2 separate regions of the Homo sapiens genome follow, and region 1 is linked to region 2. A link is a loop called in an ENCODE intact Hi-C map of the cell type or tissue named here. Cell type or tissue: heart left ventricle. All regions are shown on one strand. Links, peaks and the distances in the headings refer to the core of each region. The heading gives the core; the rest is flanking DNA.

Region 1 (8,000 bases), core at 1-8,000, 170 kb after region 2:
TCAGTTGACTTAATGCTTTGTGAACCGGATCAATAATTTATTTGTAGTGTTGAATAAGACTAACATATTTAGGTAGCATTTCAGTATTGCTATTTTTTTCCCTTTTATTTTGAAAAGTTGTTTACTTTGGCAAGCAAGGCTTAGGTAGTCTGTGTGGTCTGTTCCTGTCCAACTGTGACACAAATCTTTGTGTGGCCATTGTCAAGTCACTTTTAAAAATCAGGTATGATTCAGTTGGTTGGTGCTGGTCACTTTTGAACAGTTCCTAAGGACGGGTGCTATCATTAGAAGATCCAATGATGAATGGGCCTCAACTCACAGTAAGTTTATACTTAAGGAAGTGATTTATACTATTTTCTGAATATGGTGATACAAATTAGGGTAAAAAAGATCAATGCTTATATTTTGATAAATTGAGAACTATTTTCTTTCTAGTTTCCCCTCCTATTTTTCTTTTTCCGTGATTGCAGTCTTCGGCATATGTGTGTCATACACCTCACAGGGGACCAGTGGATCTCATTGTGCATTCTCCCTCCTCCCCCAGAAAAACCTTATACTTCCCCTTTTCTTTAATAAGAAAGCACTGTGGTGAAGTGTGCTTTATGTTTTTTAGTGGAGTAATCAGAAAATGGATTATCTCAGATATGGACTTGTGAATTTGGTATAATTTCTTAATAATTATTAAGTTCATTTAATTGTAACAACTTCATATATTGTAGTGTAGGTATTATTCTCCCAATGTGTGACAGATGATGACGTACCTTCAGAGAGGTGGCCAAGGTAGATTGTGGTTGTATGTTAGCAGAAGTAGCACTTTTATTCTGAAAGGTAGGGGCTGGTATTCTACACATAAAATACACAGTATGTTAGTAGCCACATGAGTAGCTAATACTCATTTTAAGTGTTTTCCTCCAGCTAAACTTTATCAATTAAGAGACACTCTCACCTTATTATTTACAATTTTCTACACTGGAAAGTGATAGTTTATACATGCCAGTAGTAGAAAAAAATGTAAGCATTTGTAGTTTCCTTCGTGAGGACTAAATCCATTCTAAGCAGAATCCTAAAAATGTGACTTCCTTCTTTGATTCTTTTGTTTCTTAACCCATTTATTCATCCATCCATCCATCCATCCAGTATTATTATTATATGTCTGCTACATTTCAGATATTGTCAAAGATTGAGGGATTGGTGGGTCAAAGAAATGAGGTGATTAAGACCCAATCCCTGTTTTATATGAAGTCAAGCTCTACAAGTTGCATGTTCTTGGTAATCTCTTACTGACTACCAATTGACTTTCTAAATATTTGCTGAGTACTTTCTCCGTGTCAGGCACTGCTGTTAACAGTGGAATACAAAGTGAATAAGATTCATGCAGAGTACTTCCTGTAATACCAGCTACTCGGGTGGCTGAGGCACGAGAATCACTTGAACCGGGGTTGGGGGCGGGGGGGCGCGGAGGTTGCAGTGAGCGGAGATTGTGCCACTACCCTCCAGCCTGGGCAACAGAGAGAGACTCACTCTCTCTCAAAAAAAAAAAAAACAAAAAAAAACCTCATACAGAGTTCCTATGTTCACATATACATACCCACACACACTATATCCACAGACATGCATACTACAGACTACATACATATACATGCAAATGAATATATGTATACATAGGCAGAAAGCATGCAGTTACATTCCCATAAACATATGGATATCATCTGGAAATATGTATGTTTATGTGTCTGCAAGTGCGTGTAAATCAATGAGCTCATTGAACTGAGGGTGATTTCAGGAATCAGGCATCAACCAATATTATGAACTTGTAGCCAGGTTCTTCTCTGGCCTCGTTTGCCCATTTGTTCTCTATGGGAGAGACACAGGGATTAGTTAGCCTGCTGACAGCTATGGGTTTTGTGTGTCCTGTGCTGAGGATAAGAATGTTCTTTACTGTGGGTGGCCTAATTAAAGCCTCATGAATATTGAGTGCCACGTATGTCTCATATATAATTTGTGCAGCATGAATATTTAGTGCCTCAGGTGCCTCATGCATATTTAGTGCCTCATGAATTTTAGAAGCTTCTTGGTCCTTCCGTCTTCTTCTGTGTTCATGCATACGTGTTCTGCTTGCTTTACCTAATAGGTTTCATTACTTATCTATGCTTAACACATTTTATGAGCTTCATCTATCCCATGTATTTTCCTGTCTTATTGATCATAGTTTCTTGTCCTATTAAGCAGAATTGAATTTTCTCCAGCACTATAGCAAATTTACATTACATCTGTCCATTTGGAAAGCCTATGGCCCAGATGCTTTATGGAAAAGAAAGCTATTTTTAATATTCAGAATTTCAAGTCAGTACATACACTTACAGATATTTTCCAGTGTAGGACTTTTCGTAAAATCTTTAGCATAATAAAGCTCAAAATTGATTTAACAATCTAGAAAAAGTATTCTTGAGGAATTCATTCATGCTAGTTTATGGTTTTGCTTAAAGCTTGTGGTTGGAGATGGTAAGGAAGGAGAAGGTAATATTCCTTACTGGCTTGGGGGTTTTGAACTTTAACTGGCCAGCTTTAGCCCTCTATGTTGTAAACATTTTTGATGTAGTTACAATTCAAAGTTATGGCATATGGAAATGTTCTATTGTAGGATAAAGTGGCGGAGTAGTATAAATAGGGTTTGGCTGGCTAAAAAGCTCCATTTATTCTGACTTTGAGTCAGTTACCCATTAAGCTTATGGGTTTCGAGTAACCTAGGGGTGTGTTTAAGGTTAGTAGTAATTGACAGGGTTGTTTGTATTTTCTGTGTATTGTGGGAGGAAGTTCATTCCATTTCATGATTAATGGTCAGGAAGGGACTTCTAGGATTTGGTGTTTCATCTTCCACCATTGAAGAGGATCTCATTTAGATTGTTGAAGAAGATATCTTTGAACAGACACATCAGCCATCCTGCATATATTTAGGGAAGTGGTACACAAAGTGGTTCATGTACAGAAATGCTTTTCCATTGTGATTGACACCAAAATAAACTTGCTGAAATTGAAGAATCATAAAAAATATATGCTCTATGTATCTTATTCCCTTCAAATATTAGTATGTATTTATTCATGACCCCTGCCCCTTTTATTTACAGGGACAAGGCCTTTTCTGAATATGAGAGGCTGACTAGAAATATGTATTTTGTGATTATTTATTTGACAAACACATTTGGGGACAAACACAGTTGAACCTTGGTAAGTAGATGATACATCTGGTGGTGGGAGCAGAGGTGCTGGCGGGTGCATGGGTGTATCTTGTTAAACCGAGTATTTGGGGTCCTCATATGCATCAGTCACTTTGTTTTACAGGAAGGGAGAGTGGCAGTGATGTGAAGGTTGAAACTGTGTTAGAGCTGCTTCTGCATTTCATACTTTCATTCTTTTTTGTCTACCTTGAATTCCAGCTTAGATCTCTACTGCATGCCAGTGATGGAGAGGGAAGAAAGGCATTTCTTGTATTGGAGGCTCTTGTTTGTGGCATTCTGGAGCCATTTAAACAGGCAGGGGCTGGCAGCCTGAGGACTGTTCTCTAGTGGATCCAGCTCCAGAGGGTGCTGTGCACACGATGTCACAGGTACCATGTGGCTTTAAGGTAGTAAAAACGCATCCCTATGTTGCTTTGAGTATACAAAAATAGTTAACATCCAATATCGAGTGCCAGGCCCCAGGCTAAGCACACTGCGTGAAGGAGCACATTTGATTTTCATGGCATTGGATGGCATAGCAGACTTGGCCACACCTCTTGCGACTCACCATCCTGTGTCAGGATGGCTACTGCAAGCACCAGGTAGAGTGACCAGCTGTCTCCCTTTGCCCTGATCTCAGGGTTGTCCAGAGAGTCTGAGTTTTTAGTGCTAAAAGGAGGGTGAGTTGGTCACCCTAGTCCCTGTGACTGCTGTCCAAGGACACCGGCAGCCAAGGAACCTCTCTCACAGTGGATGCTGCCCTCTACCGGTGACACCGGTGACGGTGATTGGTGGGTGAATACCATCTCTGCAGTCTCCGAGAGTTCCCCTGCAGAATTCGTCCTGTGGCCCACAGAGAGAACCCACTCACACGCTCATCCATGTAGGATTCCCTCTTTGCTCTTTTGCATTTCACTTTCTCACCTCCCTACCAGCGCCTCCGGGGATCACCTTCTGCATAAATGACTTTCACTCAGGTACTTGTCACAGGGTCAGCTTCTGGGGGAATCCAGTCTAAAACACATGGGTAGAACTGCTTTACTACCATTTCACATAAGAGGAAACTGAGGTGTGGGGAGGTTAAATAATTTTGCTCAAAATTGTACAGCTGGCACACAGAGCTAATAATTCTTAGTTATTAAGTTATACAGCTTTACTTTTTTTTTTTTTAGTTTTTAATTTTTTGAGACAAGATCTCACTTTGTCACTCAAGCTGGAGTGCAGTGGTGCAGTCATGGCTCACTGCAACCTTGAATGCCTGGGGTCAAGCTATTCTCTTGCCCCAGCCTCCCAAGTAGCAGGGACTAGACGTGCATGCCACCATGCCTGCTGATTTTGTTCTTTAATTTTTGGTAGAGACAAGGTCTCGCTATGTTGTCCAGGCCAGTCTTGAACTCCTGGTCTCAAGTGATCTTCATGCCTCGGCTCCCAAAACAATAGGATTACAGGCATGAGCCACTGTGCCCAGCCATTACAAATTTTTTAAATTATTATTATTATTTTTTTTAGTGATGGGGTCTCATTATGTAGCCCAGGTTGGAGTGCAGTGGCTATTCATAGGCATGGTCATAGTGCACTGCAGCCTTGAACTCGTGGCCTCAAGCGATCGTCCTGCCTCAGCCTCCCGAGTAGCTAGGACCATATATGCACACCCCTTTGCCTGGCTTAAGTTATACAGCTTTTGTTCCTATCCTCACCCATGTGTATTTATTTCCAGGAAATCTACAATTTCATTTATTCATATGGGATTAACAATAAGCTATCATCAGTCCAGTGGGGTTATGAATGGTATGTTATTATTCTATCTCTACTAAATTCATTGAGCATGGAGCAGAAGTCTTGATTTTAATGGACTTAGGGGAGTTTGATGGGACTGTTTTTATGAAGGAGAAATTTGTCTTTTATACATAAGTTGCCAAAACCAGTGCTGTTGCTGACTAAGGACTAAGTGCCTATCCCTTGCCTAGCTATGCGCAGTCTGGCCTTGACTGGAAGCAGGAATCGTGACATCTCTGACCAGATTGGATGTAAACTGCCTGCTTGTGCTAAGGAGTTGTGTCTGCTGGTTCTTGGCTCCCATCCTAGAGTTCTCTATGAAATGACTCATTATAAGGAAGTCTATTAAAAACAAATCTCTCCCCATTTTAGAGTATCTCTTAAAATTTCTTCTTAATAAGAGAATTTTGGTGCTTTCAGTTCCAGTTAGTGCCAAGAAATTTGAAGTGTGTATTGAAGAAGGCTATGATAATTACAGTACTTGAATTTCTTGTAAAGATAGATGCTTTGGGAAGTGAGTGTATTTCCCTTTTATTTGAAAGACAGAAGCTTGGAAATTCTACCAGACTTAAAAAAAAATTTTTCTCTCACTGCAAATCCACAGCCTAATGGAAAGTGCTCCAAGTTTCTCTAGTGAAAGTGGCTTCACTTACCTCAGCATTTAAGATCCTTCCCCATTGTTGTAGTTTTATAGGTATTTTAGATTATCTATTTAAAAAGGCAGCTGCCTGTCAAATGATCCACATAAATAAAATAAGATTGTGCAGAAGTGTAGAATATAACCACATGCCAATCCTTAGGAAACAGTGGGAAATGTTTTACTTTAAAAATGTAGGGTTTTGCTTTTACAAAACTGATCTTTGACCACCGGTTCTCTCAGGCTTTGCCTTTTCTAGTTCAATGATCTTTTCTACTAGTTCCCCCCTCCCTTCCCTCAAAGGCCTGAATAGACACTTCCCAGTTTGGGAAATAGACCTTCATTAGTTACACCTGGCTCAGCATTTTTTTTTCTTTTCTGCACATCTGCTTAGCATCATGTATTTGAAGGTGCCACATACATGTTTGCTAACGTTGCTTTAGATGCTGTTGAGTCATAAGAAGATAAGCAGTGCTAGGGAGGATTCAGTCCAGCTTGATATTCTTCTCCACAAGTGTGACTTGGGTAGGGAAAGGGGGACACTTTCTTTGGTCAAGACGGAAAAACAGATTCATGTTACCTGTCATTAGCATAGTAAAAACTATGGGAAATGTCTTAGTCCATTCCGGCTGCTATAACAAAATACCATCAACTGGGTGGTCTATAATGAACAAAAATTCCCACTTCTGGAGGCTGGGAAGTCAAAGATCAAGCGTCTGGCCTTCAAAGATGTGCCTTCTCTGTAACCTCACATGATGGAAGGGGCAAAGGACCTCTCTAGGTTCTCTTTTATAAGGGCACTAATCCCACTCTTGAATGCTTCCTCACATGACCTAACCACCTCCTGAAGACCCCACCTATTGATAAGTATCATTACCTTGGGAGTTAGGTTTTCAACATATGAATTTTGGGAGATACAGGCATTCAGACCACAGTGGAAAATTAAGCTTAACTGATGGGGAGATTTAGGAGATGCAGTGAGAGAGCTTTGTTGTGCTGTGTGCTCTGTTCTCTCAATATTATGATTTTAGGAAGGCCATTGCCTTCTCAAGAGTTTAGGTATGTGCTGCAAGCACTCAGCTTTTTATAATTTACATCCTTCCTCTACGGATGGTTGAATGAATGAATTGCTCTGAATTCTTGTACCTATTTCTATTTCTGGCCTGTGCAATTGAGTTTAATGTTCGCTAACCACATATAAAGTTGTGCTTAGCAATGTTTCTCAAGTGGTGTTGTTTATTGTTTTTCTAGATTATATAGAGTAATACAGAATATACTTTCCAGAATATGACACATCTTTGTATTCTCTCCATACCTTTTATAATTTTATAAATGTGATTTTATAATGTTTTTAACTTATCCTTGCTGCAATGAAAATTTCCACAACAAAGTTTATTAGAGGAAAAACATACATTTTACTTACTGTATTAATTACCCTTATTTGAAGACGGTTTTTTGTTATGTGTTGTGATGAGAAATAACAAGCAGTATTCCCTGTATAGCCGAGTATTACTTTTGGCTAAAGTTAGGATAATGTTCTTTGCCCTATTTTGTCATTGCCCATTTTTTCTTCTTGTTAGGGAGGCAGAGGTGGTGGTGGAGACAACTGGGAACAGCTAGAACTGAGTTAATATCTTTAGAGAATAGTCTGCTATGACATTGTTTTTGTTTCCCTCTATAAACCCTTCAAATAATTTTTAAGAAATTCCTCTGGGCCAGTCGCAATGGCTCAGACCTGTATTCCCAGCACTTTGGGAGGCCGAGGCAGGCGGATCACGAGGTCAGGAGATCGAGACCATCCTGGCTAACACGGTGAAACCCCGTCTCTACTAAAAATACAAAAATTAGATGGGCGTGGTTGGTGGCGGGTGCCTGTAGTCCCAGCTACTTGGGAGGCTGAGGCAGGAGAATGGCGTAAACCCAGGAGGCGGAGGTAGCAGTGAGCCAAGATCATGCTACTGCACGCCAGCCTGGGTGACAGAGTGAGACTCCGTGTGAAAAAAAAAAAAAATAGCTGGGCCTGTTGGCGTGCACCTGTAGTCCCAGCTACTCAGGAGGCTGAAGCAGAAGAATTGCTTGAACCCGGGAGGTGGAGGTTGCAGTGAGCCGAGATCGCACCACTGCACTCAAGCCTGGCCACAGAGCAAGACTCCGTCTCAAAAAAAAAAAAAAAAAAAAAAAAAAAATCCTCTGCATTGAGAGCCAAGTGTTCGGGCTCGGTGGGTCTTACCCTGACAGAGCCCAGCACACTAAGATCCACTGGCTTGAAATTCTCGCTGCCAGCACAACAGCAGTCTGAGATTGACTGGGACGTTCGAGCTTGGTGTGGGGAGGGGTGTCCTCAGCAATGGTCCACCATTGCCTATGCTTGA
Region 2 (10,745 bases), core at 1,486-9,485:
TAGGAAATTCAGTGAGTAATCAGAACTTTTTCAATTGTAAACAAAACTACAAATATTGGTAGATTTGAAAAATATGACAGAACTGATGAAAAATGATAAATATCGACATAGAAAAAATTATAAATGTTGCATGTGTATTTGCATTTCTATTTTATCTGAATCTAAAAATAACAAAAATAACATCTAAAAATAAAAAAGTAGACTGAGCAACGTGGGTCACACCTGTAATCCCAGCACTTTGGGAGGCCGAGGCAGGAGGACTGCTTGAGGCCAGGAGTTTGAGACCAGCCTGGGCAATATAGTGAGACACAGGCTTTACAAAAAAATTAGGAAAAAAAATAGCCGGGTGTGGCATCACATGCCTCTAGTCCCAGCTACTCAGGAGGGTGAAGTGGGAGGATCTCTTGAGCCTGGGAGGTTGAGGCTGCAATGAGCTATGCTCACGACTATGCACTCCAACCTGGGTGACAGAGACCTAGTCACCTATTAATAATAATAAATAATGATAATTTAAAAATAAAAAGTAAACACAGAGAATATAGAAATAGCAAAAGACAACTAATGCTGAAAAAGACTATATGAAAAAATAATTGACCAAACAATGAAGTTGTAATACTCACACACTGTGTACATGCACATGAACGATGGTATATACAATACATAGAATTGTATGACATTATATGAATGATCATTTAAGGGTATAGCTATGTCAAGTTGCTCTCTGAGAATAAAGGTGTCATTATTTAAGTAGAAGTAGATAAAACACCCTTAAGCCATAAACTGGGCAACAAATTGTTTTGTGCTCATAAATTCATCTTTCTATCTGAATAAATCTGGGTGACCAGAAATTACCTCTGTTGTGGTTTTATTATAAGGATTAGAAAATGATATTGATAGCCTCATGCTCAAAGGAAGCAAAATATAAGCATCTGTGGAAGGGGCTCTTGCTTCCATAAGCAAATTTGGCAGTAGCCACGTTTCAGGGCCCTTTGAGCTTGATGTTGAAGCCAAATCACCCAGCTGGATTTTCCTCTCACAGATCCTGGAGCAGACTCAGTGAGGAGGAGGCGTTAGTTCACCTCAGGTGCTCGTTCCGTGGTCATTATATCATGGTTTCTCAGAGATTGGATCTGCTGCATCAGAATCACCTGGTGTGCTTGTTAAAAAAAAAAAAACACCAGTTCCAGAGCCCAACCCCAGACCTACTGAGTCACAATCTCTAAAGACAGATGCCTTAAATCTTCATTTTCAGCAACCATTCCAGATGATTCTCATGTTCACTAAAATTTAAAATCTACTGCACTAGAGTACATATATATGCTTCTTCCTCAGGTGAGGCTGCCCAGTTCAGGTACAGCTTGGTATCCAGTAGACTCAGGCTGAAGGCATGAGAGGCTGATGGCAAGCTGGATTAAACTGCTCACCTTTCACCCAGCAAATATTCTTTCTAGGTCCTCTTCTTAAATTATTAACCTCCAATGGTAATATAAAAATATACTGGGTTTTTTTGGTTTTGTTTTGTTTTTTTTTGTTTTTTGGTGGGTGTTATTGTTGTTTTACATATCGGGACATAGGGAGCTTGTATCTTTTTAAAGGCTGCATTGTATTCCATTGTATGACTATACCATAACTTTTTTTTTTTTTTTTTTTTTTTGAGACGGAGTCTCGCTCTGTCGCCCAGGCGGAGTGCAGTGGCGGGATCTCGGCTCACTGCAAGCTCCGCCTCCCGGGTTCACGCCATTCTCCTGACTCAGCCTCCCAAGTAGCTGGGACTACAGGCGCCCGCCACTATGCCCGGCTAATTTTTTTGTATTTTTAGTAGAGACGGGGTTTCACCGTTTTAGCCGGGATGGTCTCGATCTCCTGACCTCGTGATCCGCCCGCCTCGGCCTCCCAAAGTGCTGGGATTACAGGCATGAGCCACCGCGCCCGGCCAACCATAACTTTTTAAAAACAGGTTTCCAAACTTTTGGTATTATAGATAATGGTGCAACAAATAATCTTTTTTTAATTTTTTTCCTTTTTTAATTTTTTATTTTTATTATACTTTAAGTTCTAGGATATATGTGCAGAACGTGCAGGTTTGTTATATAGGTATACATGTGCCATGGTGGTTTGCTGCACCCATCAACCCGTCATCTAGGTTTTAAGCCCCGCATGCTTAGGTATTTGCCCTAATGCTCTCCCTTCCGTTGACCCCTACCCCACCGACAGGCCCCAGTTTGTGATGTTCCCCTCCTTGTGCCCATGTGTTCTCATTGTTCAACTCCCATTTATGAGTGAGAACATGTGGTGTTTGGTTTTCTGTTCCTGTACTAGTTTGCTGAGAATGATGGTTTCTAGCTTCATCCATGTCCCTGCAAAGGACATGACCTCATTCTTTTTTGTGGCTGCACAGTATTCCATGGAGTATATGTGCCACATTTTCTTAATCCAGTCTATCATTGATCGGCATTTGGGTTGGTTCCAAGTCTTTGCTATTGTGAAGAGTGTCACAACAAACATACGTCTGCATGTGTCCTATAGTAGAATGATTTATAATCCTTTGGGTATATACCCAGTAATGGGATTGCTGGGTCAAAGTGTATTTCTGGTTCTAGATCCTTGAGGAATTGCCACACTGTCTTCCACAATTGTTGAACTACTTTACACTCCCACCAACAGTGTAAAAGTGTTCCTATTTCTCCACATCCTCTCCAGCATCTGTTGTTTCTTGACTTTTTAATGATCTCCATTTTAACTGGTGTGAGATGGTATCTCATTGTGGTTTTGATATGCACTTCTCTAATCAGCAGTGATGATGAGCATTTTTTCTTGTGTCTGTTGGTCGCATAAATGTCTTGTTTTGAGAAGTGTCTGCTCATATCCTTCGCCCACTTTTTGATGGGGTTGTTTTTTTTTTCCTGTAAATTTGTTTAAGTTCTTTGTAGATTCTGGATATTAGCCCTTTGTCAGGTGAGTGGATTGCAACAATTTTCTCCTATTCCGTAGACTGCCTGTTCACTCTGATGCTAGTTTCTTTTGCTGTGCAGAAGCTCTTTAGTTTAATTAGATCCCATTTGTCAATTTTGGCTTTTGTTGCCATTGCTTTTGGTGTTTTAGTCATGAAGTCTTTGCCCATGCCTATGTCCTGAGTGGTATTGCCTAGGTTTTCTTCTAAGGCAAGGCAAATAATCGTATACATGTCATTTTGCACCTGTATGAACACACCTGTAAGATAAATTTCTTAAAGTGGAATGCTAGATTAGAGGTATATGGATCTGTATTTTTTTATCCATTGTGCCACGTTGCCCTCCACAATATGTGTGTAGTACATAATTTTTAAATGACTACATATTATTCTATGGTAGGGATTGCTGTAATTTGTTTAATTTATCTCTCATTTGTGAACACTGTAATCATTTCTCTATCCCACATTTATTTAGCTCTCAAAGCTATGCTATTTTATTGTACAATGACTAAACTACTCAACATGAGAGATTTGGGAGGATCTTTGTGGTCAGCTTATTATTCTTTTCATTACCACAACAACAGCACTACAAACTCTTTTTCTAAGTGTTTCTCCATCTATGATCTCACTTTTGTGGCTAGACCTCACCTCTAGCCCCTGGGAATTTCTTCTGTGAACGCAGCAGGATGACATCCCTCAAGTCAAATTCCAAAGCCTTAAAGTAGATCAGCAGATCAGGGCCCCCTAATGACTGATTACACACAGCTCTGACCCCACACTTAGCCCCGAGCTTGTTGTTTTCTGCAGCCTTTTATCCCTTCATTTTGAAGATGAGTCCATCTCTTCCCCAGTGAGAAAGCAAACAGTGGAGAGGGAGAGTGTGATGCACTTCCCCCAGGCCATGCAGAGGGCAGCATGCTCTGATCTCTGCCTTGCCTTATTTGCAAATACCTTTCCCTAGTACTAGAAGATTGAAGAGAAAGGTAGGAATGGTAACAGCTCTGGCACCTGGAAACTGCAGGTTGATCTGTACAAGCACAATATAAGTAGTTTTTGCTGAGCATCTCCAGCTTGTCATATTTTAGTTACTACTCTAGCCTCAAACTTGAATGGTTTGATACTGTTTGCCAAAGAGTTTGCAAATATTTAGAGGTTCTCAGAGATGGTGGTCTTGGGATGGAGACAATTCTCAGAAAAGAGTGCTGCAATTCCGGACATGATGGCCTTTGCTCATTAATCTACTTGGCTTCTCTAGCATGAATCCCATTAGGAATCAGAGTGAGATTGAGGGGCTATCGGAAATTAAGCCGGGCCCGGTGGCTCACGCCTGTAATCCCAGCACTTTGGGAGGCCGAGGCGGGCGGATCACCTGAGGTTGGGAGTTCGAGACCACCCTGACCAACATGGAGAAACCCCGTCTCTACTAAAAATACAAAATTAGCCAAGTGTGGTGGCACATGCCTGTAATCCCAGCTGTTCAGGAGGCTAAGGCAGGAGAATTGCTTGAACCCAGTAGGCGGAGTTTGCGGTGAGCTGGAGATCGCGCCGTTGCACTCCAGCCTCGGCAACAAGAGCGAAACTCCGTCTGAAAAAAAAAAGAAATTACTAGGCCCAGAGACCCATGAATATTTAAATCCTGCCAAAGAATAAATAGAAAAGGAAGGCATATACTGAAGGAAGGTTAGCAAAGGGAAACAAACTAACACAATAAATGTGCTTTTGACTTCCAACCCCAATAGAGACAACTCACATAAATTTGTCTACAGTGAAGCCTCTTCTAACCCACCTTCCTCCATCCAAAGATCCCAAGCCACAGTTCCAATTGGCCACAAAATGACCATGGGGGATAAAGGGGGAATAGAAAGATGTGACTGTGACTTAAACTTCTGTGAACATAGACCCTGGACCTTACCACTTTAGCAGCTTGGAAGGAAGATGAGAGAACACTCCTGTGGATGTGATATTGAGGGAAAGTGTGTTGCAAGCAGAGGAAAACGTAAGTGCACTGAGGCAGGAGCATGCTTGGCATGCCCAAGGGTCATCTCCTGATTCTTGGCTTTTATTTACTGTTTAATCTGTAACTCTGACAAGTGTTTTGTGTATCAACTGACAGCTAGAGATGTGATACTTTTAAACATTGTGACTTTCATTCCTTGGCTGTACTGGGCAATATTATATTCAGAAACAGAAACTTTGTTTGTTGACATAAAGTTATTCCCTACTGGCACTTAACATTCTGAAAATCAGTGATGTCACTCTTTTCCTAATCAACATTTATGATGGTGGTATGGTTGGGGGGACCTTGTAAAGACAGATTATAAAGAGAAGTGATATGAATAATACTGGCAATAAATTAAACGCTTTTATTGGAAGACTTCATTTGGATTCATAGTTTGTACAAATGATTCATAATTTACCATGTGCTTTCTGATCATTCCATGAACCATGAGGAATGCTTAAGACTGCCCCCACTCTGATTGTGGAAGAAAAGATAAGCTATACCTAGAGGTCTAAGTTAATAGCACCTCGGTAAAACTTGATCTGTATGGCAGTTGACCCAATCATTTGGAAGTAGTTTTGGTGCCCAGTTTGGTGGATTTTTCCTGGTTTCCATGAGGTTCAGACATCTAGAGCTATTTATCCCAGGAAACTACAGCTAGATTCATTCTCTTATGAGGCTGTTTTCACATTTCTCAAAAGTAGTTTATTCCACAAACATCAGAGGGCAGCATTTGATAGGGATTCCAAAAAGACAGAAAAGCTTGTCCACATCGGACCTGCTTGCATGCTCCACTGGGCTATGCTTTTCTCTCTCCTCTTTCCTGGTTCCATTTCTGTTTTCAAGCCAGGAAATGCCTTCACCTGTGGCTTTCCAGAAACCACTGCTCCCTTCTTCCTCATGGGACACGGTGAACTGGCTGAGGTACATGGTAGATTAGTGCTCCGCCTCCCTTCTCCCTCCTTCTTGGATGCTTTCTTGTACTACACAGGCTGGAAAGCCAAAAATTCCATGTCCTGATTTTCTTATAGTGAAGGTTCCAGATGTGGGAACCTCAGTCCATGATGAAGATCTGACAAAATCTCAGCCAACCCAACGGGGAGCTCCAGAGCAAAGATTGCTCATTAAAGAAACCCACAGAAATGGCCAGGCCCTAGTGTCCTTACTGTGCTCAGTCACTGGGTGGGGGTTACCTTGGAAGAATGCAGATTCGGCTTGAAAGTGAAGGCAGATCATGAATTCATTAACAGCTGAGGCTGCCAGCAAGTTCTTCCTTCAAGGGTGTTATGAGCAGTAAACCTCCATGGTTGCCACAATCCACCCTTGTGCTGTGTGGCTTCGTATCACCATATACACTTGCAGAGCAGCTTCTTTGGGGTCCCAGTGAGCCTCTCTTCCTAAGGGGAAACTGAGAAGAGGGAGCTTAGGGGCTCCAATTGGTATTCACTATCCCCACCTTCCCCACCCAATGTCCATTCTAAATTCCCTGCTTCCTCAGCTACCACCTCCGTGGCTTACCTACTGAGCTGACTCTAACTCCCATTCCTGAGGGGTCTGGACCCCTGATAATCACACTTTTCTCAGATCAGGATGGCTGCACTTGTCCATTCACAGTCACATCTGGATAAAGGAGTAACAGGAAGTGCCCCTGCAGATCACCTGAGTTCTGTAAATGTTCCTCTCAATTGTATAAGAAAGAGGTGTAAGCCTCACCTTTTTCTGCTGGTCAGGGCCAATGACACCTTTCAGGACAATGACTCCTGTTCTTGCCTGCTGGTCCTGAATATAAAGAGCCAAAGTGCCCAGAGGGCAGCTGAGGCTGGTAGTTTAATGGAAATCTTGCTGTGTCCCTTGGCAAGGGTGTGTCCCCTTTTGGAACTGGGACCTCTAATCCTGCAGAGCCCAGAGTTAAAGGGACAAAAAGAAAAGCCCCCTAGTGGGTCATTGAAAATGATGTTAGGTAGGGCCACTTGTGCTTCTATACCTTGGTTCCTACTGGAGACCCAGCAGCATATGGAGGTGTCTGATTCAGTATGTATACTTCATCCTATTGGATGCCTATGAGTTAGTGTTTCAGCTGTGCCTTTTTCAGAGTGTTGCCTGTGAGTTAGTGTTTCAGTTGTTTCTTTCCAGCAAATCATTTCATTACTCTAATAGGCTGGTAGTGTCTGGATGGGGCAGTATGTGATATGACCATTGGGTCTCCTGGTTATGGCTCTCACTCTCATACCTCCTTCTCTCCCATACCTTCAGTGGGTTCTCTGATCAGATGCTGTATTGTCTAGGATTCTATGACTATGGATCAGGCATTCCATAGCCAGACCCTCCAAATCTGATAAAATCCCATGCAGCTATCTTCTACTGTGATGCAGTAACAGAGAGACCCAATTAATTAATTTTATTGATGTAGATCCTGTAAAAATACAACTTAAGAGTGCAATTGGTACAAAGATAGAAACAAATCTACACATACTAGTCACCTAACTTATGACAAAAATGACACTGCTGTGCAGTGAGTGGTAATAGATGATTATGTTAATAAATGGTGCTGGTTGGGCAGGTGGTATGGCCCACACCTGTAATCCCAGCACTGTGGGAGGCCAAGGTGGGAGTATCACTTGAGGCCAGGAGTTTGAGATCAGCCCAGGGAACAAAGTGAGACCCTATGTCTACCAAAAAATGTTTAAAAATTAGATGGACATGGTGGCACACACTTGTAATACCAGCTACTTGAGACTGCAGTGAGCTATGATCATGCCACTGCACTCCAGCCTGGGAAACACAGTGAAACCTTGTCTCTAAAAAATAAATGCATACATACATACATACATACATAAAAATAAATTATGCTGGGCTGGGAGCAGTGGCTCATGCCTGTAATCCCAGCACTTTGTGAGGCCAAGGCAGGTGGATCACCTGAGGTCAGGAGTTCAAGACCAGCCTGACCAACATGGCGAAACCGCGTCTCTACTGAAAATACAAAAATTAGCCGGGCGTGGTGGTGGGCACCTGTAATCCCAGATACTTGGGAGGCTGAGGCAGGAGAATTGCTTGAACCTGGCAGAGGTTGCAGTGAGCCAAGATCGCACCATTGCACTCCAGAGCCTGGGCAATAGAGTGAGACTCTGTCTCAAAAAAAAAAAAAAAAAAAAAAAGGATGCTGGGCAACTGGATATCCACATGGAAAAAATGTATCTTGATCTTGAGCCTTCCTTACACTAAACTAAAAAAATAAATCCAGCTGGATTGTTGATCTAAATGTGAATGGTAAGACAATAAAGCTTTAGGAGAAAACAGAAAATTTCTGATACCTTGGAGTATGCAAAGATTTCTTAAAAAGACAACAAAGTACTTACCAAAAAGGAATATACTTATGAATTGGAGTTTAATAAAATTGAGAACTTATGTTTATCAAACAAACAAACCACATGGAATGTCAAAAGGCAAGCCAGGTCTAGGAGAAAATATTTGCAATGGCACCTGCTTAACAAAGGACTCCTACCCATTTATATAAAATTCTCTTATTTTCTTACAAATAAGAAAAAGAGATAACCCAACAAAAAGAGCAACAAGCAAGATTTAACAGGTGCTTTACCAAAGAGGATATCATTCATTTAATTCATTTGTTTCTGTTTATTTTCTTTTGTTTATTTACTTTTTATTTTTTATTATACTTTAAGTTCTATGGTACATATGCACAACGTACAGGTTTGTCACATATGTATACATGTGCCAAGTTGGTGTTACTGTACCTGTTAGCTCGTCATTTACATTAGGTACTTTTTTTTAAAATTATACTTTAAGTTCTAAGGTACATGTGCACAGCGTGCAGGTTAGTCACATATGTATACATGTGCCATATTGGTGTGCTGCACCCGTTGACTCGTCATTTACATTAGGTATTTCTCCTAATGCTATCCCTCCCTGCTCCCCCCACTCCACGACAGGCCCTGGTGTATGATGTTCCCCACCCTGTGTCCAAGTGTTCTCATTGTTCAATTCCCACCTATGAGTGAGAACATGTGGTGTTTGGTTTTCTCTTCTTGCGATAGTTTGCTCAGAATGATGGTTTCCAGCTTCATCCATGTCCCTACAAAGGACATAAACTCATCCTTTTTTATGGCTGCATAGTATTCCATGGTGTATATGTGCCACATTTTCTTAATCCAGTCTATCATTGATGGACATTTGGGTTGGTTGCAAGTCTTTGCTGTTGTGAACAGTGCCACAATAAACATACATGTGCAAGTGTCTTTATAGCAGCATGATTTATAATCCTTTGGGTATATACCCAGTAATGGGATTGCTGGGTCAAATGGTACTTCTAGTTCTAGATCCTTGAGGAATTGCCACACTGTCTTCCACAATGGTTGAACTAGTTTATAGTCCCATCAACAGTGTAAAAGTGTTCCTATTTCTCTGTGTCCTCTCCAGCACCTGTTGTTTCCTGACTTTTTAATGATTGTCATTCTAACTGGTGTGAGATGGTATCTCATTGTGGTTTTGATTTGCATTTCTCTGATGGCCAATGATGATGAGCATTTTTTCATGTGTCTGTTGGCTGCATAAATGTCTTCTTTTGAGAAGTGTCTGTTCACATCCTTGGCCCACTTTTTGATGGGGTTGTTTGATTTTTTTCTTGTAAATTTGTTTAAGTTCTTTGTAGATTCTGGATATTAGCCCTTCGTCAGATGGGTACATTGTAAAAATTTTCTCCCATTCTGTAGGTTGCCTGTTCACTCTGATGGTTGTTTCTTTGGCTGTGCAGAAGCTCTTTAGTTTAATTAGATCCCATTTGTCAATTTTGGCTTTTGTTGCCATTGCTTTTGGTGGTTTAGTCATGAAGTCCTTGCCCATGCCTATGTCCTGAATGGTATTGCCTAGGTTTTCTTCTAGGGTTTTTATGGTTTTAGGTCTAACATTTAAGTCTTTAATCCATCTTGAATTAATTTTTGTACAAAGTGTAGGGAAGGGATCCAGTTTCAGCTTTCTACATATGGCTAGCCAGTTTTCGCAGCACCATTTAATAAATAGGGACTCCTTTCCCCATTGCTTGTTTGTGTCAGGTTTGTCAAAGATCAGATGGTTGTAGACGTGTGGTATTATTTCCAATGGCTCTATTCTGTTCCATTGGTCTATATCTCTGTTTTGGTACCAGTACCATGCTGTTTTGGTTACTGTAGCCTTGTAGTATAGTTTGAAGTCAGATAACGTGATGCCTCCAGTTTTGTTCTTTTGGCTTAGGATTGTCTTGGCTATGCGAGCTCTTTTTTGGTTCCATATGAAATTTAAAGTGGTTTTTTTCCAATTCTGTGAAGAAAGTCATTGGTAGCTTGATGGGGATGGCATTGAATCTATAAATTAACTTGGGCAGTATGGCCATTTTCACGATATTGATTCTTCCTACCCATGAGCATGGAATATTCTTCCATTTGTTTGTGTCCTCTTTTATTTCATTGAGCAGTGGTCTGTAGTTCTCCTTGAAGAGGTCCTTCACATCCCTTGTAAGTTGAATTCCTAGGTATTTTATTCTCTTTGAAGCAATTGTGAATGGGAGTTCACTCATGATTTGGTTGTCTCTTTGTCTGTTATTGTTGTATAGGAATGCTTGTGATTTTTGCACATTGATTTTGTATCCGAGACTTTGCTGAAGTTACTTCTCAGCTTAAGGAGATTTTGGGCTGAGACAATGGGGTTTTCTAAATATACAATCATGTCATCTGCAAAAAGGGACAATTTGACTTCCTGTTTTCCTAATTGAATACCCTCTCTTTCTCCTGCCTAATTGCCCTGGCC

The links. Peaks named below come from ENCODE experiments on the same cell type or tissue, not always from the same donor. Only the 100,000 strongest peaks of a DNase experiment are listed, where the experiment ranks them.
Region 1: a loop joins it to region 2, with 2.6 times the contacts of the local background. A loop is called at or near these places in 2 of 110 quality-filtered maps.

What each region holds. Positions count from the first base shown.
Region 1 is chr10:58,585,090-58,593,089 of GRCh38, forward strand. The region is part of intron 1 of BICC1 (BicC family RNA binding protein 1); the gene reads left to right. Among named protein-coding and RNA genes, the nearest start is that of BICC1, 76 kb to the left of the region's middle. In heart left ventricle, for the core only: a CTCF peak has its summit at 3,982 (motif pointing left); DNase peaks (open chromatin) are centred at 3,992 and 5,199.
Region 2 is chr10:58,409,051-58,419,795 of GRCh38, forward strand. No RefSeq gene overlaps it. Among named protein-coding and RNA genes, the nearest start is that of TFAM, 29 kb to the left of the region's middle. In heart left ventricle, for the core only: a CTCF peak has its summit at 5,664 (motif pointing right); no DNase peak of the experiment used is centred there; H3K27ac peaks cover 288 bases.